2 separate regions of the Mus musculus genome follow, and region 1 is linked to region 2. Evidence: chromatin loops called from intact Hi-C (ENCODE). Cell type or tissue: heart. All regions are shown on one strand. Links, peaks and the distances in the headings refer to the core of each region. The heading gives the core; the rest is flanking DNA.

Region 1 (16,228 bases), core at 5,096-13,095, 190 kb after region 2:
GATGAGCCAGAAATGCCCCCCAAAACCCTAAGAATGAGGTGACCACAAAACATCAGAATAGGGAACCTAGAAGTTACTGTAGACGTGGTCAGCCAACAGAGCTTTAACAACCATGCTGAGAGCATGCTGCAAAGCAAGAAAACCTCTCAGTAAACATTGCTAGGAAAACTAGGGTAAGGATACAAATGAGTATAACCACATCTCTCTCTCTCTCTCTCTCTCTCTCTCTCTCTCTCTCTCTCTCTCTCTCTCTCTCTCTCTCACACACACACACACACACACACACACACACATACACACACACACACACACCAGGTACAGAAATCAACTTCTGTATGTGTAAGCCCTAAAGGCATGAGACTGTTAGAAGAAAATGCTTTAGAAGAAAGTATTTCAAAATGCTTCAGAAACAGAAACTGAAACAGAAAATGAGGTTCTGGACAAGACCCCTTAAAGCAGTGGTCCTCAGGGGATCAAGTGACCCTTTGTCAGGGGTCACCTAAGGCCAGCGGAAAACACAGATATTTACATTATGATTCATAACAGAAGCAAAATTACAGTTATGAAGTAGCAATGAAGTAACTTTATGGTTGGGGGTCACCACAACATGAGGAGCTGTGTTAAAGGGCTGCAGGTTAGGAAGGCTGAGAACCACTACCTCAAAGCATGGAGAGTAACTGCAGCAATACACAAGTATGCCAAACTGGAGACCAGTTTGGAGGGAAGCAGTCACCAGAGTGAAGAGACAGCACACACAATGAGCTTAAAATTTTACAAACTCCAGCTGACATATCAAGAATACACAAGGAACTCAAAAAGCTCAATGACCACAAAGACATTAAACTGGTTTTTAAATGAGTAAGTCTTAACTAGACATCGTTCAGAAAGAAAGCATACAAAATGAGTATAACGGTTATGATGACATGTTCAATATCATGAATCATCAGGCAGACATAAACAGAACCCACAATGAGTTGTCACTGCAGAGGCTGGAGAAGAAAGGAACCCTTTCCATTGTGCTGGTGGAAATTATGTTCATGGGCATTGTTGTACACAGTGCGGAAACTCCTCAATCAATCAATCAATCAATAACTATGATTCAGGAATCTCACTGCAGCATACATACACCAAGTCCAAGAAATCTGCATGTTGAAGAGACACCTATACTTCTGAGACTATGCAGTGCCATCAGCAAGAGCTGAGAGATGTAGACAACCTAAACTGTCATCCAGTGTGGATGAATAAAGAAAATGAAGGTCACACACACAAAAGAATAGCATAAACCAAAAGAAAGAAAGAGAGAGAGAGAGAGAGAGAGAGAGAGGGAGGGAGGGAGGGAGGGAGGGAGGGAGGGAGGGAGGGAGGGAGGGAGGGAGGAAGAAAGGAAGGAAGAAAGAAAGAAAGAAAGAAAGAAAGAAAGAAAGAAAGAAAGAAAGAAAGACAAGAAGGAAAAAAGAAAAGAAGGAAATAAAAGATTGAAAGCATGTCATTTGCTATGTCAGGCATGGAACAGTAGGCAACCACTAACTAACAAAAGAAGTAAGCCAGTACAGAAAGCCAAATATCACATGATCTCACTCATGTGTGGAACCTATAATAAGTTCCCAAATTTGAAATTAAACGGTGACTGCTAGCATCTGGAGTTAAGCTTCCCCAAGGATATGGGAATGAGATGCTGGGCTGGGCTGTAGCATGGTGCAGTGTCAGTCAGATAACAATTTGTATTGTGTCTCAAAAAGCTTGAAGAGAGGACTTCGACTGTTTTCACCATAAAAAATGATAAATGTTTGAAGATGCAGCTATAGATACCCTGATTAAGATTTTTGTACAATATATCCATTTATTGAAACACTCCACAGTACCTTGTTACTATATACCATGTTTGTGGTTTTATGTATGGGTTAAAAATGAAGTTGAGGATTGGTGAGAGAGTTCAGCTGGTAAAGATGCTCTCTCAGCCAATGGAGTAAAACCTCCTGAAACCATGGGCTGAAATAAATTTTTCCTTCCTAAATGTGTTTCATAGCCACACAAACACAATGCAGTACCATACATACCTTAGCACTCTAGTGAAGAAAACAACATGTGGGGATATATGGAAATGCTCTATGCTTTTTTTTTTTTTGAAACTTCTCTGTAAACCTAAAGTGTCTCTGAAATTTAAAAAAAAATCTCTGAAATAAATAGAAATTTCCAATATCCCACTGCTAGAGGCTATAACTTAGTAGACCTTACATGGGACTGAGTAATCCTGAAGCGGGAAGAGCTAAGCTAAGAGGTCCCACAGCATGCATAGTCTTTTAAAAGGCTACAGTCCAAGATGTACTTGCTCAACTATAGAAAAAAAAATGGTTAATGAGAAGTCTATCTACTTCCCTCCACCTTGGAGTGCCAGGAGCCCCAAATACAAAGCTGGCTTCCTTTTCCTTCCTTGGGCAATAAATATTCTCCATGCTGAGCCACTCTGAAAATATTCAGCACAGGCCAGATTTCCTTCTATTTCATCAATCCCTAGGACGCATCACACTGACAGAGAACAAACCCTGAATGGTGATGATGGCTACAGACTGACCAGTGGACCACCCCACACGCCGCACCAGCTCTGCAAGCCCACACAGAAAAATTCAGAAGAGAATAAATGGCCTCCCATTGCCTCTCGTTCCAGCAGCCTTCAAACAGAAACACCATGGTACAGGGACAAAAGATATTCATTCGTCAGAAAAGGAGCGGCAGAGGGGTGGCAGCATGCATGTCTTCAAAGTCTGATTCCACTGAATACAGATGTGCTTGGTCTAATGGCATTCCCAAAAGCTGATCAATTAGAATGTAGTTTGAGCTAAAGAGACGGTCTTTGATAGTAAATAGAAGTCTTGTGAGATCATTAAAGGAGTTTACTTGAAGAGGATTGTCATAGGGTTACAATTGTTGTGATGAAAAACCATGGCCAAAGCAACCCGGGAGGAAAGGGTTTATTTCACGCACAGTTCCATATAACACGTTCATTATCAAAAGCAGTGAGGGCAGGAACTCACACAGGGCAGGAACCTAGAGGCAGGAGCTGACGTATGGAGGCCATGGAGGAGTGCTGCTTACTGGCTTGCTCCCTAGAGCTTACTCAGATGATTTTCTTACAGAATGCAGGGCCACCAATGATTTTCTTACAGAATTCAGGGCCACCGATGATTTTCTTACAGAACGCAGGGCCACCAATGGCATCTCTCCACCCCTGTCACTGATCACTGGTTAAGAAAATGGCTTACTCCATTGTGTAAATGTACCACATTTTCTGTATCCATTCCTCTGTTAAGGGGCATCTGGGTTCTTTCCAGCTTCTGGCTATTATAAATAAGGCTGCTATGAACATAGTGGAGCATGTGTCCTTCTTACCGGTTGGAACATCTTCTGGATATATGCCCAGGAGAGGTATTGTGGGATCCTCCAGTAGTACTATGTCCAATTTTCTGAGGAAACGCCAGACTGATTTCCAGAGTGGTTGTACAAGCTTGCAATCCCACCAACAATGGAGGAGTGTTCCTCTTTCTCCACATCCTCGCCAGCATCTGCTGTCACCTGAATTTTTTATCTTAGCCATTCTGACTGGTGTGAGGTAGAATCTCAGGGTTGTTTTGATTTGCATTTCCCTGATGATTAAGGATGCTGAACATTTTTTCAGGTGCTTCTCAGCCATTCGGTATTTGGGTGAGAATTCTTTGTTTAGCTCTGAGCCCCATTTTTAATGGGGTTTTGATTTTCTGGAGTCTACCTTCTTGAGTTCTTTGTATATATTAGATATTAGTCCCCTATCTGATTTAGGATTGGTAAAGATCCTTTCCCAATCTGTTGGTGGCCTTTTTATCTTATTGACAGTGTCTTTTGCTTCCAGAAGCTTTGTAATTTTATGAGGTCCCATTTGTCAATTCTTGATCTTACGGCACAAGCCATTGCTGTTCTATTCAGGAATTTTCCCCCTGTGCCCATATCTTTGAGGCTTTTTGAAATTCCTAGGCAAATGGATGGACCTGGAGGGTATCATCCTGAGGTAACCCAATCACAAAAGAACTCACTTGATATGTACTCACTGATAAGTGGATATTAGCCCAGAAACTTAGACTACCCAAGATACAAGATACAATTTGCAAAACACATGAAACTCAAGAAGAACGAAGACCAAAGTGTGGACACTTTTCCCCTTCTTAGAATTGGGAACAAAACACCCATGGAAGGAGTTACAGAGACAAAGTTTGGAGCTGAGACGAAAGGATGGACCATCTAGAGTCTGCCATACCTGGGGATCCATCCCATAATCAGCCTCCAAACGCTGACACCATTGCATACACCAGCAAGATTTTGCTGAAAGGACCCTGGTATAGCTGTCTCTTGTGAGGCTATGCCGGGGCCTGGCAAACACAGAAATGGATGCTCACAGTCAACTATTGGATGGAACACAGGGCCCCCAATGGAGGAGCTAGAGAAAGTACCCAATGAGCTAAAGGGGTCTGCAACCCTATAGGTAGAACAACAACATGATCTAACCAGTACCCCCAGAGCTCCTGTCTCTAGCTGCATATGTATCAGAAAATGGCCTAGTCGGCCATCATTGGGAAGAGAGGCCCCTTGGTCTTGCAAACTTTATATGCCTTAGTACGGTGGAACTCCCAAGAAGTGGGAGTGGGTGGGTAGGAGAGTTAGGGGGGATGGTCTGGGGGACTTTTGGGATAGCATTTGAAATGTAAATGAAGAAAATACCTAATTAAAAAAATAAATTAAGAAAAAAAAAAGAAAGAAAGAAAAGAAAATGGCTTACACCTGTATCTCATGGAGGCCATTCCTCAACGGAGGCTTCCTCCTCGCTGATGACTCTAGCTTGCGTCAAGTTGACATAAAACTAGCCAGTACAAGTATACAACTGTTAACAGGGCTGTGGTGATGGTTTGGAGGATACAGCACTCGCTGTACAAGGCAGATGACCTGAGTTCAATCCTTCAAATTGACTTAAAAGCAGAAGGAGAGAAGAGAGTTGTTCCCTAACTGCCACATGCGCTTTATGACGCACATATCCGTATTTACACACTGGCAGGGATGAGGGTGTACACACACACACACAAACACACACGTTTGTTTAACTAAACTCGCTGCATTAGTGGCTTTTCTGCTGTGTTTGACAAAACACCACGAACAAACCAATCTACAGAAGAGTTCATTTGGGCTTATGGTCCCAGAGGGATAAGAGTTCATCACCATCATACAGGGAGGAAGAGTAGCAGGCAGGCCTGGGAGCTGAAGCATAAAGCTGAGCACGAAGTACCACTGAGCACTGAGAATGAGGCTCTGAGACCTCGAAGCCCACACCCCAGTGACGCACTTCCTCCAGCAAGGCCACACCTCCAAAATTCACCCAAACAGCTCCACCAACTAGGTGCCAAGTATTTAAATATTTGAGACTACGAAGGACATCCCCTTCAAACCGCCACACTAGCCCTACTGTCTGTCAAAAGTCACACTTTGAGCACAGGCCCTAAACACAACGACATTGTGTCTTCAAAACCTAGGCTATCTCTAGGCTTGACCGTTCACTGCTGTAATCTCAGCATGTAATCGAGGGAGGACTTCCCTGAGTTCAAGGCCCACTTGGGCTACATAGTGAGTTCTGGGGAAGTCTAGAGTCTAGAGTGAGATACTGTCTCAAAAACAAAAATAAAACAATTTAAATTAAAAACAAATAATTAGGCTACCAGCATCTTCTCATCGGTTCCCCCATACAGAGTCCCAGCCTGGGAATTAAACTAATGAGCTCAGCCTGTGCTCGTGTGTGTGTGTGTGTGTGTGTGTGTGTGTGTGTGTGTGTGTGTTTACATGCGCGTGGTATCCATATCCACTGGCAATGTTTTTATTCCTAATTCTCTCTCTTGCTTCTGGGTTCACATTGTAACACCCCAACCAACAACTCTGCAACCTAACCAGTGCCAGAGAGCATTTACCGTACTTTCTAAGAGGTTAGCAGCCTTTTAGAGGGGTCGTGAGCAGGTTTGCAATTGGAAAGCAGTCTATGTTTGGATACTTTTGGTCTGAGGTGAAGAAACAGAAAAAAAAATTATTGAAGAAATTCAGCCAAAATCCATACTGCCGACCTCAAATGATAAGTCTCCATACAGCAAGGAAAATAAAGATGAAGACAAGATAAAGTTTGGTTCCAGACTGTTCCACTCCATGAATCATCCCAACCCAATAACCAGGACATTTCCGTCCACAATACCTCAAAACAGACTCAAATGGCAATGGAAGAAACTGCACTTCCCAATTTTAATGGCACAAAGTTCATTTGAGTTAAGCAATGACTTCATGCAGGAAGGAGAAGAAAGCAACCTTTAGCTATATATGACTTCGGTGAGTATGTTTCAAATAGTGTATTTTGGACCTGGGAGACCCATAGAACCACCCGAGATCTTTCACATCCATGCCAGGGCTGTCAGGAATCAACTGATAATATTCTCAAATTCTGTGCAAGGATAACTTGTTACTGAAGCAAGGTATTTTTTGGTATTTAAAAGTGTTTCTAAGTAGAAAACCATTCACTAAAATTAATTAACCAACACAGCTCTCAGCCCCAGTCAATGTAAACACTAGCAGCTGTGATAATAGGATTAAGGGATGCGAAATTGATCATGGAGCAAATCAGAGAATCAAAATTTCAGAAATGAAGTCAGTCTCCTAATTCTGAGCTTCCGATAGCTTTCTTTGCACCTGCTGGGAGACTGTCACAGACGTTAAGTAGAGGCTATCTGTGGATGTTGCTTGATATTTGGTCTATAACTTTACAAGCTGCCTTCTATTTTTTTTTTTTTTTTGACATTTTTTCGTTTCTGGAAATGGTAAATGACCCCATCCTTGAAGGTAAAGACGGAACCACAAATGCTGGTCAAAAAGGGGAAAACTCGGTTGCTGCATCCCATGTTCTATTTAGACTATGTTTTCTAGATCCTTCGGGGACAACTGTGTCCAAATGAAATTGCCAGCCTTTGACCTGTCAAAAGACTTTCCAGGATCAGCAACACTGATAATGCATGCTCTGTTAATAACTTCTGAGCATGTGCTAGACATTCTGTTGTCTGGTGAGGGCATAAAGACTTCTATGCTCCAGGACAAGAGGACACAGGAAACCTGCCTCTTATCTCTCAGGGATTTGGCATTATTGCTCTGTTCAATAGAAGTAATGTGTGGGCCCGGAATGTAAGCCATAGCTGCCCTTTAAAGTTTAGCAGTCATATTTTAAAATGTTTTTAAATGAAACAAAATTAACGTGTTTTATTTCATCTAAACAACCAATTCCAAATAATGCTATTTCAATATGAATAAATTATTAAAGGGGTTCGTTTTTGTTTGTTTGTTTGTTTTGTTTTGTTTTGTTTACTTTTTTTTCCACACTAAAGCTTTGGAATCTATTTGCATTTGGTATTTACAGCACTCCTTGTTTTGGACTGGTCACATTTCAGGCAGTCAGCAATATCACACACATGGCTAGTGGCTACCATATTGAACTAGCTATCCTAATAAATCACATAACCTGGGCACCTTAATATGCAGTTTTGGAGGTTAGAAATCTAACACGGATCTTGCTGTGTCCCCAGGGTGGAGGTGGTAGTAGGGGGGTGGGGGGTAGGGGCAGGGGGCATGGGGGGTGCAAAGGGAGCTCCCCCTCCAGATACTCCCAGAATCCATTTTCACCCTTGCTCCAGTTACCAATGGCCACTGCTCTTGTTGACTCAAAGCCTTCCTCGGCCTTCACAGCTAGGTATCACATCCCTCTCCATCCTTGGTTTTTCAATCACACAGCGCAAAGCCCAGACCTGGTTAAGGCTCTCCCAATTTCAGGAGATTCATTGAACTCTCATAGATAGTTCAGGTTCAGTTCCCCCTGTCAGGGCCCTTAACTCCATGACATGTGAAAGCAGAAGGATCAGGAGTTCGAGACCACTCTCATCTACAGTCGGCTGGAGATCAACCTGGGCTACACGGTGCTCCATCTCAAGAAAAAATAAGTAAATGAAGGCAGGGTATGGTAGTGCATACCTTTAATCCCAGCACCGAGGGGGCAGAGCCACTGGCTCTGAGGCCATTCAGGTCCATAAAATGAGTTCCAGGTCAGTTGGGGCTACATGGAAAAATTTTTATCTCAAAAAAACCAAAAATAAATAAATAAATAAATCTTTGCCATGGAAGGTAGCAGAGTCAAAGATTCCAGGGTTATGTATTTGGGCATATTAGAGGCAAACATTATTCTGCCAACTACAAATAATGTTCTGTTTTAACTTATTTGCATTATAAAGAGTGATGGCTCAGTGGGTAAAGGTATTTGACACCAAGTCTGGTGACCTGAGTTCAATCCCCAGTTCCCACACAGGAGGAGGGAACAATTATTGTCAGCTGTCCTTTGACTTCCACATACTTGCACACATACAAATTTTAAAAATGTAGTAAAATAATGAAAAATATAAGTGCTAAACTCAAGAATTGAAATGGGACTACATGGGTAGGTACTGCTCTGTTCTCTTCAGCTTGGCTGGGAAGAGCAAAGACTCCCTGCTTTAAGTAATAATCACATTCATGAAGTTTTAACTATATCCCCAGTATACATTTCCCCCCTCCTGCATACTACTGACCAATCAAACAACATTTAATATCTTCTAGATCCCAGCATGTATCACATGCATCAGTCCTGAAACACATTTACGAGCACATGGTAAGATGAATTTGGACAGAAGACAATATTAAAGGGATCCTTATATTATGAATTTATGTTGAATCCTTTTATCGCGTTGGAAGTACATGAAGAATGGCTCACCTTTCACAGAACAAAGCCATGAATCCAACAAAATAATGAAGCAAAACCCAAAATGAAGTGTAGTTAAAAAAAAATATATATATATATATGGATATATATATATATATATATATATATATCCATATTGTAGAGGCCAGAGCATAAGTCATGCAAGGATGCAAAAGTTATGAGACAGGTTTGTCCACACTGCCTTTCAGTGCTCCTTATTGCAACCATGGATGAAGACTATCACCTGGACCATGGTTTTGGCTCCTTTCAAAAGCAAAGTCAAGAAACCAAAACCTCTTAGAGAAGGCACTCTAGCCCATGAAGGCCAGCTAGTTCCCTTCAGAGAGGACGGACAGACGCTGAGGTGCAGTGTGCAGGGTGCACTGTATCTGAGCTCACCTGACCATGCACAGGGCCGCTCTGACTTTCCCTCTGCAGGATGCCAGGCGCCACAGGCTGGCCCACACCAGGTGGTGCTGCTCAGGTAAGAGTTTTGTGACCAAAGCAGCAGCTCTGCCCTGAAACTGAAGCTGAACTTGGGCAGAGAAAAGCTTCCTTTTAGTAACTTAAGAAGAAAACGCTCCGATTGTGACTGGGGATGGAAATACGCCAGCAAAAGAAGACCTGAAAATACAGGCTAAATTAGGAACCAGCCTAAAGCGGGAGACTACGGAAGGCTCACTCTAGCGAGGGAGCTTTGGTGTATTGTAAGCCATAGGCTGTGCTGCGGTACCACCCTCAGGCACACAGGAACACTGCAGCTTCAGGAGCACAGTCAGCGTCCCGGCTGGGGCATGGCTTGGTTTGCCCTGTTCCAAAGGCTCCCTTTTATTACCCTGAAACACTATGTGCTCCCAAGTTGGTCACAAGTACTACCTTGAGTGAACTATGAAAGACAAGCTGCAGGGTGTCTGTGGGAAGGCAGTGTGTCCGCACAGCAGCCATCCAGTCCTGTTAGCTCTGTGACCAATCCATCCTGGCTGGAGGCAGCTAGGAACCACCAGTGAGAGCTGAGTGCCAAAATACCACTGTGGCTGGCTACCCAGAGTGCCAACCTCTCAGTTCTGAGTTTCACAAGCTAGCCTTGGCCATCAATCAGCACTGCTACTCATGTCCCAAGACCACAGTGGCCAGGGCACAACTTTGCCTTCTCGTTGACAAGGACAGCTTTCCTCTCCTGCCATTTTTTTAAAGATTTATTTATTGTATGTAAGTACCCTGTAGCTGTCTTCAGACACTCCAGAAGACAGAGTCAGATCTCTTTACAGATGGTTGTGAGCCACCATGTGGTTGCTGGGAATTGAACTCAGGACCTTTGTAAGAGCAGTCAGTACTCTTAACGGCTGAGCCATCTCTCTAGCCTAAAAGCCTCCTTCAAGCCTGTCTGTGCTGGCTACTTTTATGTCAACTTGGCACAAACTAAAGTCATTTGAGAGGAAGGAATCTCAATTTATAAAACACTGTAGGCAAGCCTGTAGGGCATTTTCTTAATTAGTGATTGATGGGGGAGGCCCAGCTCATTGTGGGTGGGGCCATTCCTGGTCTGGTGAGCCTGGTTCCAGCAAGCCGTGGGGAGCAAACCAGTAGGCAGCATTCCTTCAGACTCTGGATCAGCTCCTGCCTCCAGGTCCCTGGCCTGTTTGAGTTGCTGTCCTGACCTCCTTCAGTGATGAACAGCACTATGGAAGGGTGAGGCAAATAAAACCCTTTCCTCTCTGAGAGACTTTCACCATGGCGTTTCATCACAGCAATGAGAACCCTAAGACACTACCCAGCCCTACCACCTCTTCCTCCAACCCATTATCTTTACAGGAGATTTTTGTGTTCCTTCCAACCTCAGAGCTGACCCAGGTTTGGAGTTCAGGTCTCTATTCAGGTAGATGTAGGAGCAAGGCATACGGTAGAGGCGACGTCGTCTTGGCCTGTAGAAGAGGACTAGCAGCCAGAATGTGTACTCTTGTGAGGATGCAATTTAGGAAATATAGAGACAGTGTTTTTAATTTTAATAGTTTTCTGTTGTGGTTAAACCTCTTCAGCTTTCCTATTCATTTCATTTTTTTTAACAAAAATTTCAGAAGCTATCTAACATACCCATGACTTTATACAAATTATCATCTTTTAATTTCCAGGTTTGAGCCAGGTGTGGGATACTTCATCTTGAGTTACCGGTCAGGATGACCTGGAGACCCCTAAAACATCACAAGCAACTGTTATTGTTCTTGGATGCCCACCAGAACTTGATGGTAAGAACCTTTTGCTGAGAACACTATACACTTTGTTCCTATTACATGCAGAAACCAAGCTGGCACTGAACTGGCGGCTTCCTCCCTGCCCTCTAGCTTTAATAGTACCATGGAAGTTTTATAAAGGCTGCTGGAGGAGAAAAGTCACTAACAGTCCCACTTACCTGTGCACACAGTGAGCTGAATGAAGACTAGCCTGACAAGACACTACTGTGGGTATATTAGTGATATGACAGTTATCAACAAATCACTTTCTGAGTGGCTTTACAGCTAGTTCCATGGAAGGAAATATATGCTTGGTACTGTCAATCTAACCAAGAGGCCATGGCTGCGGAGCTCACAGATCCCAGAGGTAAACCCAATGTTATTTTCCTAAGTGAGCATAGTGTCAAACTGCCCTCAGTACTAATCAGTTTGATGTCACTTTGACACAAGCTAAAGGTATCAGGGAGAAAAGCTTCAATTGAGAAATTGTCTCCATAACATCCAATGTAAGGCATTTTTAAAAATTAGTTATCAATGGGAGAGGGCCTAATCCATTGTGGGAAGTGTTATGCCTGGGCTGGTGGTCTTGTTCTGTAAGAAAGCAGGCTGAGCAAGCCATGGGAGCCAGTCAGCAGCACTCCTCCATGGCCTCTGAATCAGCTCCAGCTTCCAGCCTGGTTTGAGTTCCTGTCCTGATGTCCTGCAGTAATGAACAATGAGGCAAATAAACCCTTTCTTCCTCAACTTACTTTTGATCATGCTATTCCATCCCAGTAACAGACACCCTAGGACACCAACAGATTAGTGCAGCTCTTGGTCCCCATCAGAGAGACTTTTTAACTGCTGTTGTGGACAGCACTTAATACAGAAACTCAAAAGTGGTCAAATTGTGAAAAATGTCTCTGGAGCCTTTGATCATCTACTGTGACATTCTCTACTCCCAAAGCTCAGGGAATATAGTGAAGAGGAGATGGGAAAACCCTAAGAGCTACCAGCCAGGGTGAAAGTGTTCTAGCCATGACAGGACCACTGGATTTACAAACTCACGGAAGCAGTAGTTGGCTTTAAAAGACAAGCCAGTCACCATTCCAGCACAGATGGGGCCAAATGTATTCCATGATCGTGGGCCCACTGTCGTACTTCTCTGGCTGTGAAATGAGTTCCTTGGTCAGAAGCAATACTGTGTGGAATACCATGACGATAGATGAGGCATTCTGTCAGTCCCTGAATGGTGGTTTTAGCAGAGGCTTTACGTGCAGGAAAGGCAAATCCATAACCAGAATAAGTATCTACTCCAGTAAGAACAAAACGCTGTCCTTTCCATGAAGGAAGTGGTCCAATGTAGTCAACCTGCCACCAGGTTGCTGGCTGGTCACCTCGAGGAATGGTGCCATATCTGGGGCTCAGTGTTGGTTTCTGCTGTTGGCAGATCTGGCAATCAGCAGCAGCAGTAGCCAGGTCAGCTTTGGTGAGTGGAAGCCCGTGTTGCTGAGCCCAAGCATAACCTCCATCTCGACCACCATGACCACTTTGTTCATGTGCCCATTGAGCAATGACAGGGATGGCTGGGGAGAGAGGCTGACTGTCCACAGAACGGGTCATCTTATCCACTTGATTATTGAACTCCTCCTCGGCTGAAGTCACCTTTTGGTGAGCATTTACATGGGACACAAATATCTTCACATCCTTTGCCCATTTGGAGAGATCTATCCACATACTTCTTCCCCAGATGTCTTTCTCACCAATTTTCCAATTGTGATCTTTCCAAGTCCCTGACCATCCAGCCAATCCATTGGCTACAGCCCATGAGTCAGTGAATAATCGTACATCTGGCCACTTCTTCTTACAAACAAACTGTAATACCATGTGTACTGCCCGAAGTTCTGCCCACTGTGAAGATTTCCCTTCACCTGTGTCTTTCAAGGTTGTCCCAGAAAGGGGTTGTAATGCTGCAGCTGTCCACTTCTGGGTGGTGCCTGCATAACGTGCAGAGCCATCAGTAAACCAGGCTCTAGTCTTCTCCTCTTCGGTCAGTCGATCATAGGGAACACCCCATGAGGCTATAGGTGCATGCTTGGCAGCAGATGGCATTGTAACAGGAGTAGAAACCATAGGCATTTGAGCAACTTCTTCATGTAACTTGCTTGTGCCTTCAGGACCTGCTCTGGCCCGATCACGTATATACCACTTCCATTTGATAATAGACTGCTGCTGTGCGCGTTCCACTTTATGACTTGCAGGGTCTGATAGTACCCAGCTCATGATGGGTAGTTCAGGTCGCATAGTAACTTGGTGTCCTATTGTCAAACGTTCAGTTTCCACTAAGGCCCAATAGCAGGCCAAGAGCTGTTTTTCAAAGGGAGAATAGTTGTCTGCAGATGATGGTAGAGCTCATGAGAGACGATAGATCCTAAGAAAACATACTTGTTCTTTAAGGATAAGGTCTTTGGTAGGCCTGACAACACAGCACTGGATGTCCTTACACACATACATTAATGAACAGCACAAATTGTACCTGGTGAGTTATTTTGTTTTGTTTTTTGTTTTTTAAGTTGGCAGAGGAAATAAAAGGTGGCATGTGGATCCAGAAGTTATGGAGAGGAATGTGGTTGGAGTATGATCAAAATGCACTGTATGTATAAAGGCTGCAAACATGAGCACAAACACATTTAAACCACTATATAAAGTTTTTAAAATATAATTTGAAAAGAATTATCCAGGGCACACCCTTCATAGTTTATTACTACTGCTTCGGACACTTGTGCTGTATATCCCTCCCTTTTCTCACCTGTACAGGAAGTTACCCTGGATTCTCTATTAATCTTCTCCAACATAACTCTCATTCATATATATATATACATATATATATATATATATATATGTGTGTGTGTGTATATATATATGTGTGTGTGTGCATACATGTCTACACATACACACATACATGACTATCAAGTTATGTGTCTCTAACGCTATTTACCATCATGTTTGGTTTTATCTGTTTGATTCTTCTATGTTTTTTATACCTTTCTGTGATGTTTTTTGCTATGTTGTGTTCCGGATTGATGCATATAGCTGTACCATTTTTTTCTATTTTAAATTCCATTAGATGAATACAGTCATTCCTCCATGCCTGTGATTGGTTCTAGGCTTCCCTGTGGACACCAGCATCCTAAGATATGTAAATTCTTTTTATAAGTGTCACATTTGCATATAGCCTATGTTCATCCTCCTACATACTTAAAATCTCTTCTAGATTGCTTATAATACCCTTTAAATAATTACTCAACAGCATTGTTTAGGAAAATAGAATTCTGCATATTAGCTGCAGATGCCACTTTTCTGTATCTTGGTCCCCAGTTATTTCTCCAATGCAGAACTCTCAACAAGTACAAGGGGAAGACAACTGTGTATCAACATTTGTTGATAAATATTGTAGATTTGTCTGTTGATAAATATCCTGTTTTCCTGTTGAGAACAATTCCACTACACACATTTTCTTATATACCTCATACACATACATGCATACACAGTCTCTTTCCTTTGAAGTTTATATGTAACAATATTGTGTGTCACATGGAATATACAAGTCCAGCTTAAGTCATGCCCAATTACCTTCCAAAGTGGTTTGACTAATATGTACTTTCATAAACTGGATTCTCCTGAAACACACACACACATGTGAGAGAGAGAGAGAGAGAGAGAGAGAGAGAGAGAGAGAGAGAGAGAGAGAGAGAGAGAGAGAGAGAGAGAGAGAGGAAGAAAGCCTATTGAGGAAGACTCCCAGGAACAACTGTGAGGAACCAGGAATTTGAGATTCAGATCTACCATCTTCTTTATTTTTGAGGGGTATGCAATTTCTTTAAATTCTTATTTTTTAGTAATTCCTTGACAACCCCATACATAAACACAAAAGGTATCTTGATCATATACACCCCTGACATCCCTCCCACTCCCCCAGTTCCCCAATACTACCCCTCCCACCTTCAGGTCCTCTTGATTTTTTATAATTCTACTGACCCCAATCATGAACTATATGGACATGGGCAAATACTCCCATTGAATCACCCACCCCTTGAGCTACCAACAGCAAAATAGCTCATCAGTTTGAGATAGAACCTCAAGAGCCCTTGCTTCATCCATGCTGGAACTGTCTTGATCATGTGCAAGCAACCGCAGCTGCTTTTGAGTTCTTACGTGTAGTGGTCATGCAATGACCATACCATATACAGAAGACAGCATTTCAGAGCCTGTATTTAATCTTCTGGCTTACTCTTCCAGCTCCCTCTCGCACTGCCCCAGAGCCGTGGAGGGTTGATACAGCAACTTAGGACTGGCATTCACAGCCTCCCATTCTCAGCGGCCTAACTCATATTGAGGCTTTTACAGTGGTACAGCTGGATTCTTTTTCTCCCTTTTACTTCACATATATTTTTCTCTACAAATTTTTAATACAACTTCTCTTTTTTTTACTAATCACTTTAGACATTTTAGCTTCCTTTTTCAGTAATCCAGAAAAAGTAGAAATACATGCATGCATGCATCCCTAGAAAATACAGGTTTTGAGTTTTCTCATGTTAAGTCTATGCATGGTTGTTTCTGGAATTTTTGCACCAATCTTTTCCATTATTTAGGCCATTTTTTTTCCTTTTTCTGAGCTACACAAATTTGGCCCTTCTCCCTTAACAAACTTACATCACTTCTTTTTATATATCCACCCCATTACTGACTTTCTGAAAACTATTCTGTGTAATTTTTTCCAATTCACTATTTCTCTCTTAGCTATATCTACTCTGCTGTCAACCACAAATGCCAAGTCTCAATGATTTTACCTTACACTTAAAAAGATTCTTTTACTTAAGAAACAATTTACCTTGTTACATATATAAGCTTTTGGGGGTTTACCTATAAAATTCACTGTTTTAAAATACTCAATTCAATGAATTTTTGTATATTCAAAGAACTGGACAACATCATCAGATCTAATTCCAGAACTATTTCATCATACCTAATGAAACCCTGTAGCACTAAATAGTCACTCCCCGTTGCCTTCTTCCAAGTCTTCAGTCTGCTTCTGCCTCAAGTCCTGGGACTAACAGGGTTCACCACAACCACTCAGATTCTGTCAGGTCCTGTCTTAAAAGCGTCAAACACAACTACTTTATATCCTAATGCC
Region 2 (8,000 bases), core at 1-8,000:
GGGCCTCAGGCTTGCCTCGCTGGGCCACATCCAACCATGAGCCTTCCATCATAGCTGGGGATGACAGAAGTTCATGAGCTTAAAGACTACCACCCATACAGGACTTCAAACACTCATTCAAATTACTCATAGTTACCTGGAGCTCCTGAGAAGCGCTGTGGCCCCACAATGTGTTGCAGTTCCTGAAATAAAGGAGAACTGTATTCATAAACTCATTCTTTGTGTAAAGCAGCGGGAAAAAAAAAAATATATATATATATATTTACGCAGGACTACCAGATGCAAAATCAGTTAGGATGCTTTAAAATGAAGCCAGAAGCTGAGAGGCAACAGAATTCCTGGATCGCACATTCCTAGCATCTGAGCTCCCAAAATGCTTAAAAAGTCCGACACACACACACACACACACACACACACACACACACACACACACACATCACCACCACCACCACCACCACCAAACAAATCCTTTGAGGCAATAAAAGGAAACAAAGTTAAATTATAAAACAAAACAACTGAGCATAATTAATATATAACAGGTACATAAATGGAAATGAAGTGTATATAAAATATATTGTTCTCTTCAGACTCCAGTGGGCCTCTTTCTATGGAATTCAGTAGTGAGTTTCTATTATGATGCAGAGGCTCAGCCCACAAGTAAGAGAATGATACCTGGCTCCCAGTAGTTTTTTTTTTTTTTTTAAGTCAGTGTGTTTAAAGTACTATATGAAAGTCTAAAAGCTTTTAGAATGCCAATAATTAAAATACTGCAGGAAACAAGTCTAGATGCATAAGCCAGATGACGATTGAGTATAAGAACATAGGAGTAGATAACTGCATATTTAACCTGCGCTCCCAGAATGAAGCCTCTACCAAGTGACCATGTGCCCACCCAATTCAGACGTTAGCTAACAAAATATCCCATAAGGCAGAGCCTGTTGAAGCTCTAGTCTTGCCTTGGTTCAGATCATGGCTTCAAGAGCAGACCAGTCAGGATGGTTAGATGAGGTAATATAGGTGAACACCCAGCCCGAGTGCCCAGTAAACCCAGATACCTGGAACTACCAACACAAGATGGAGTCCCAGTTCACACTTAATGGGATAAATACTCCTGCCGACTGTTACTACCCCACAAGGTCTAAAGAATAGATCACGTAGCAAGAGCTTTCCCTATGTAGACAGAAAGGCTTTCAGCCTTATACTCCTTATAGTCAGACCAATAAATGGGTAGGTAAAATGACATGAATTCAATTCTTGGCAATGAGAGATAAGATTTTATTCTTCTTTATTGTTCTCTCTGCCTTCAGACAACCCCAAAGAAGATAAGAATCTATTCTGTTTTTCATAACTCTTAGAGATACCACTGAGGTCACATAAGGTCAGCCTCTGTCCTGGCCTACCCCTGGGTCCCTGTGCAGCCTGAAGCCCACTGTAGGGAATGTTAAGCAGATGGTGGCTTCTTGCGTTAGACAAAGCAATGGCTCTTAGTTGGTTTCCTTTTCCTCCCCACCCCTGCTGACCTCTAGTCCACAGTTCTCTTCTTGGGATTCCCAATGGTATCCCAATTTCTGGAATTTTCTGATTTTGCTTGATTCACACACACACACACACACACACACACACACACACACACACGCACGCACGCACGCACGCACGCACGCACGCACGCATGCACACAGACACACACACCTCATCATAGAAAAAAAAATCAAGAAAAATGTCACTGTGGCCAGGGCAGTGACACTCAAAACTGAGGGTGGTGCATGCTGACCTAAAGGAGGGCAGGCAGGTGCCAGCTGCAGGATCAGGTCGTCTGAGATCCAGGAAGCCTGGGCTGGAGTCTCTGACTTGAATTTCTAACACACTAGCAGCTGCTGCTGCAGTCTCTACTGAGATCGACAAATCCCCTTTGAAAGGATTTCTACATGGGCAAATGAGGAAATGATCTTAAAGCTTGAGACCCAGACCAAGCAGCAGGCTGAAGCCCCAGATTAATGGGCAGGGGTCTTTTTCTCCCTCTCCACTGTGAACGCACTTTCCTTGCCCATTTAATCAGTGGCTTCTAGGTCAGAGCTGCCACAGACCCATTTAGTTACAAGAAAATTCAATAAATAGCACCTCTCAGAAGCACTTTCAATGCCTGCTGTCAGGGGAAGAAAGGGTTCATGTCCCAGGATGAATTAGAGCGCTCGTTAGAGACCCAGGGAGGTGATGCCTTTGTGTTATATCTCTAGAGAACCCAAGAACTGTAATTCTTCTCAGACATTCAGAAAGGAAGTTTCAATACCAAAAAGGGATCTTATGATGACTCTGTGAGCTCTGGTCACACAGACACAATACTCAGCATGTATGTCTCTACCCCAATCTTCCGAACCCCAAAGAAATGGCTATTTGAGGGCAATCCATTCTAGTAAATCTATCATTTTAAACTGTCTTTGGGTTTTGAGACGAATAAAACGTAATCTTAGCTGAAGGATAGCTCAGTTGGCGTAGTGCAACCAAGAAGACCCGAGTTGGATCCCCGGAACCAGTGGGGGTTTGTTTGATGGATTTTAAAAATAAGAGAACCTGGAATACTAGACATTGGTGCACTCTCGTAATCCTCACTCTCAGTGGGTCATCCCAGCACACAGTAGTTAACCTATGCACTCAGTAGGCCATCCCAGCCCTCAGTGGGTCATACCAACACTTGGTAGGTAGGTCCAGCACTCAGTAGGTCATCTCAGCGCTCAGTGCATAACCCCAGCACTGACAAGCTCATATTTGGAATTCTCTGGACAGCCAACCTAGGCTAATCGTCACTCTTCAAGCCAGTGAGGGACGGGTCCTAGTAAACCAATGTGTGTGGCTTCTGAAGAACAATACCCCAAAGTGGCCTCTGGCTTCCACACACATACGCACACGCACCCATACACAAGTGCACCCTTTCACATGCACACATAAATGTCTTCTAAGTAGAACTTGATGCTTTCCCGCTGGGGGACACAGCTGCAATTCAGTGGAAACTTTGGAGTCGCCCTGGTCCAACTCACAGCCATTGGTCTCAAATCGCACTGATATTTTCCAAAGATGCTGTAAGGTGGACTCTAACCCACAGCATGCTTTGAGAAACGGGATTGCTAAATGAGTGTTTTCATGAGTCAGGTCCACTCAAAGAGTTACATTTCTATCCCACACATTGAAACATAGTAACGCCTTATGTTTTCAGCCAACCAAGTTTTCCCTTGTAGTATCCTTTAGAATTATATGAAACGCATAGAATAAACATCCCAGAAGCCTGGACAGATCTTAGAGTGTGGAACAGAGCAGAGTCCTCTTCCCTCCCTACCACCCCCCTTGCCTAGATCCCACTATCAAGTTTTGCTCTAGAAAACCCAGTTTTCTACCTGACTTCCCTATCTTAGAAGATCAACAATCTGCCTTCCCAGAACACAGCTACCTGCGAAACACACACACTCGCGCGCACACACACACACACACACACACACACACACACACACACACACACACACACCTATCTTGATTTGTATAAACTATCCAGGACAACAAGAATCTTTAACCTTGTGAGAGCTAATAAGAAATACCATGAATTAATGAACGAATTTATGGTCAAACTGTAACAAGTAGTCTTTTCAAAAAGATGTATTCATTTTTAGATAAGCATAATTTAGGCCAAAACGATAACAGCTTCCTTTAACAGAACAAGGAAAGGGAACAAGACAGAAGGAAAAGAGGAAAGTGAATAAAGTGGGCATCCCCCCCCAAAATTGCAGCCAAGTCAAGGATAAATGTTCGGACACAGTGCCACCTAGTGGACATTGTCCCAATTGACAGTCCCAGGTTTTCCAATGGGGAAGTTTCAACACTGAGTGCTCTGTCAAAGTAGATTACATTAATTTTTTTCATCTTTTCTGTCAGAGTACATCTGCAGAGACATGAAAACAACTGATTTGATTTTTTTTCTTAATTTCAACTGTAGTTTAACTCATAGGAAAAAATGCTGGGATTTCACAATCTCTCCTCCAGGGAGCACGGCATACAAAAGATCAATTGTGTAACTGTGGTCTTGACTTTGTGCGACTTTTCTTAAACAGGACATCCAAAAGAGTGTGGTTCCCAGGAGTGTGATAGCGAAAGCATCCAGTCTCCTAGGACCTAGCTCCCTTCAGACCCCTGCATGGCCTTTTAAATGATTTAGGAGGGTTGGTTTTTTGTTGGTTTTTTTTTTCCAAACCCAGGAAATAGCTGCTCATCTTGAGAAGTTGGGCCCACTTATGGGAGGCCACACTGGTAAGAATAAATACCAAACTCTGAGTTGTACTTGAAAGTCCTTGGCTGGCTCTAGGGATTTCAACACTTCCAACCAATTTCTAAACCGCCTTTACAAACTGCCAAATAACTAACTACTAGGAACAAGACCCCGAGTATATAAGATTAAATTGGTTTTATGTTTGTTTGACTGCAATCTGGATACCATCCTTCTAAATAATAAAAATATATGTCCCAGCTGCCTAGGTTCCATGTAAAAGGTCAAGTTATTGGAGTCTGGGTTTATCAGTCTGAAATCCCATTTGGACTGTGATAGGAATCACGTGATCCATTGGTACCTGTCAATCAAATCACGGGAGAAGCAATTTGTACAGCCAGATGCTCCCGACACTAGACACTATCGCAGCAGTCAGTAGCAAGGGTCTCAGGTGGCTGCCTCCCTCTGCAATACCACAGCAGCTGCAGGGACATCTGGCTGGTTGAACAAGGATTTAACACCCCGCTTGCCAGATATAATACAGGGTTCATACACTTGTTAACATATGTAATGCATTCATTTTAACATCTTAATGATACCCTTCATGTAATTCTTCTCCAACCTAGTTACAAGAATAGTGCATTCATCAGCCAGTTAGCACTTGAATGCCACACTCCCGGCTCTTTCTGGAAATGAATAGTCCATTTCCCACTCCTGCTGGGAAGTCCTGTGGACTTCTACTTGGTAAATAGCTCAGAAATCCTATCTCCTCCTCCCGGGCCCAGGCTGCAGCATCAAGATCCCATCACTCCTCAGGAAGACAATTGCCTCTTCCTACCTAATCTCACAGTCTTTGTGCCACAGACAGATGCATGGATGGTGGCAGGAAAAAGCATCTTAAGTACAAGGGGAACTTGTCCCTCCTCTTCTTGAAATCACTTGGTGACTTCAGGAACAAGTACAGTCCTAAGGTTTATAAGGCCCCCTCACGACTGGGCCTCTGTGATATTGCAAGATAGATAGAGGGAGAGACAGACAGACAGACAGACAGACAGAGACAGAGAGACAGAGAGAGACAGAGAGAGAGAGAGAAGGAGGAGGAGGAGGGAGAGAGAGAGACAGAGAGACACAGAGAGACAGAGAGAAGAAGAAGAAAGAGGAGGAGGACGACGAGGACGAGGAGGACGAGGAGGACGAGGACGAGGAGGAAGAGGGAGAGGGAGAGAGAGAGAGAAGGAGGGAGGAAGGGAGGGAGGGAGAGGGGGGATAGGAGCATCTTCTGTTATTCATAAACCTTTTTCAACCAGACCTATTCATGCCAATGAGATAACTCAAGGGATGGGAGCTGGTTGCCAAAGCAACCAAGTACACGATTAGGAGATAGGAATTTTGCAAGGCGTATCCCACTGTCCTTCCACATCTTAAGACTTAGAAACTGTTTTGGTCAAGGGGAAAACTGGAACACTTGCTATCTGAAGTCTTTGGGTGTAGAGAAAGCAATAAGCTGTTAACTGAGCTGACTGCCTGGCTTCATAGCTCTTCCTCCCCTGTGGGCCACCTCCTCCCTCAAGGATGCTGGCAGCACTGTGGGTAGATGCCGGCAGTACTGTGTGGAGCTGCTTCTGATGGTGCCGGGTGCCAGAACCTGGCTTCCCATTCATGGGCACCATTGATACCTGCTGCTCCTTTTGCTAAACCTGAGAATCTTGAGGAGAAAAGACCAAATCCACGATTGTCCAATTAAAGCAAGCAAGCTGTAGTTTGGGATGCACCACGAACTCGTCAGCCAGATGACTCACCCTAAGTCTCAGGATTCAAGAGAGCAGCCCCTGCTGGCCTCATGAAATTCCTTTTTTTTTTTTTTTAAGAAGAGGTAAGGTGTTCACAGGGGTGAGAGTTGGCTATTATATACATTGTTAGAAAGAATGATAGGGATGGAACGAGGGTACAGTGTACATCACGTACACGGGGTTGCAGTTTACATCAGATTTAAGAAATGGGTGCTTGGTTCCAGATCCTGGGTCAAGGGACTGAGATGCTTATCTTACACACCAAAGCAGACCTGGCCTCCAGGTTCTCCCAGCATCCCTCAGTCCCTAGCTGGCATACTCTGCCCCCAACCGTGAACTTTCCAGCCCAGGGGCTGGGCTGCCCTTCCCTTAGGGGCTCTTCTCTATATAATCCACACATTTTGTTCTCCTCCCTCTCTTCTCTCTCTCTCTCTCTCTCTCTCTCTCTCTCTCTCTCTCTCTCTCTCTCTCTCCCCTTCTCTCTGTTCATGCACACTTTCTCTCTTTAGTTCCCCCCTCTCCTCTCTCTCTTCCAATGGCGACTTCCCTGGCCTCCTTCCCAGGGGCCAGAGAACTCGCCCAAGAGTAGCTTCCCAACAAACCTTTCTTTAATATAATCTAATCTGGCTGGAATTGGCTCATTTGACCAGCGGAGAAATAACTTATCAACAGAAACCTATTCTTAATTACAAATAGAAACCTTAATTTGCAAGGGCTTAACATAGGACAAACAGGAACTTATTTTTAACTGCCTTAAATGCAAAAAGAACCCTTAACATGCAAGGAATATTGTTTCTGTTTTGGTTCCCCATTGACTTGCAAGGTGTATCGTTCCTGGTTTGGTCTTGTACCTAGCCAGAATGCCCTAGTGGTACCTTCAGTGAGTCATCTTTAGGCACAAAGCTTTTTCACCTCCAAGAACTGGAAGAGCAACTACCGTGTCGCTGTACAACCCCTGCCAGAGCAGGACTTAGAATCCTTATCTCGGCTCTCCCTGACCCTAAAGCTCATACCCAGAGAGAGATGGTTATTTGTCCTTAGTTAAGATGGTGCAGGTCCTTAGGTGGAGTCCTTGAGTCCCCAAAGCTAAGACTGTAGAGCCCTCTTCTGTCACCAGAGATGCCCCTCACCTTAGCCCCGGGAGAGCTCTCAGAATGAACACAACTCCTCACCATCCCCATGAGGGAGGGATGAAGTCCAGCAGCTCAGGAAAAGAAGGAGAGGGCAAAGGCAGAAGGGGTTTCTAACCCACTGAACCTGAGGGTCGGACCTCCTCCTGCTCTCTGAGCCAATGCCATGGACGTCTTTGAAAGCTCCTGGTGAAGAACTTGGCCGTGACGGCCACATGGGTACCATTTCTTCCAGGAGTGAGCAGAAGAGACGTTCTACAACTGCTGATGTACTTTCTACACCGAGAGCCCGCCCGAGGAGCTATGCGTCCTTGTTTTCATAAAGAAGAGTGATGCTTTTCCTGGAAGGGCAATGGGTACTCTGGGAATAGAAAATTAGTTTTTATTGTTTAACCTTCATGGTTTAAATGAGGAAGCTTCTGCAGTGGTTAAAGGTCTCCTTGGGCTTTGATTTAGCAAATGCCTTATGACAGCGGTATTAGTCTTCGTAAAAGCCCAACTTTAAAGTGTCTTCTATTATGCTACGCATTTTTAAAGGGGAGGGGGGGTATGCAGGGGCTCAACGGAGGAGTGTGGCGTGCCTTTGCTTTGCTGTGTCCACAGCAACAAGAATGCCAGCCATACACTAACTAGCAGAGCTTTCTACATCACCAAACACCGCCTCCTCACAAAAGGATGGCTTTCACAGTCTCCCAGCCCTGTTCGTGATACTCTATGAGTAGGAGTCCCAGGGCAGCCAAGATGTCAGACCAGCCGCTGCAGACACTGAGGAGGACAATGGAAAGAGGCCACCAGAGAAAAGCCCCTAACAGGCTCACGGCTACAGAGAGAAAG

Evidence for each region. Hi-C counts contacts between places; a loop is a spot of excess contacts. Peaks named below come from ENCODE experiments on the same cell type or tissue, not always from the same donor. Only the 100,000 strongest peaks of a DNase experiment are listed, where the experiment ranks them.
Region 1: a loop joins it to region 2, with 7 times the contacts of the local background. A loop is called at or near these places in 20 of 42 quality-filtered maps.

The regions. Positions count from the first base shown.
Region 1 is chr14:78,473,321-78,489,548 of GRCm38, forward strand. No RefSeq gene overlaps it. Among named protein-coding and RNA genes, the nearest start is that of Akap11, 55 kb to the right of the region's middle. In heart, for the core only: a CTCF peak has its summit at 9,569; a DNase peak (open chromatin) is centred at 9,571.
Region 2 is chr14:78,284,284-78,292,283 of GRCm38, forward strand. It overlaps Tnfsf11 (tumor necrosis factor (ligand) superfamily, member 11), which reads right to left. Exons shown (of 5, transcript NM_011613.3): 3 at 137-182; 4 at 1-54. Among named protein-coding and RNA genes, the nearest start is that of Tnfsf11, 20 kb to the right of the region's middle. In heart, for the core only: no CTCF peak of the experiment used is centred there; a DNase peak (open chromatin) is centred at 4,138; H3K27me3 peaks cover 356 bases.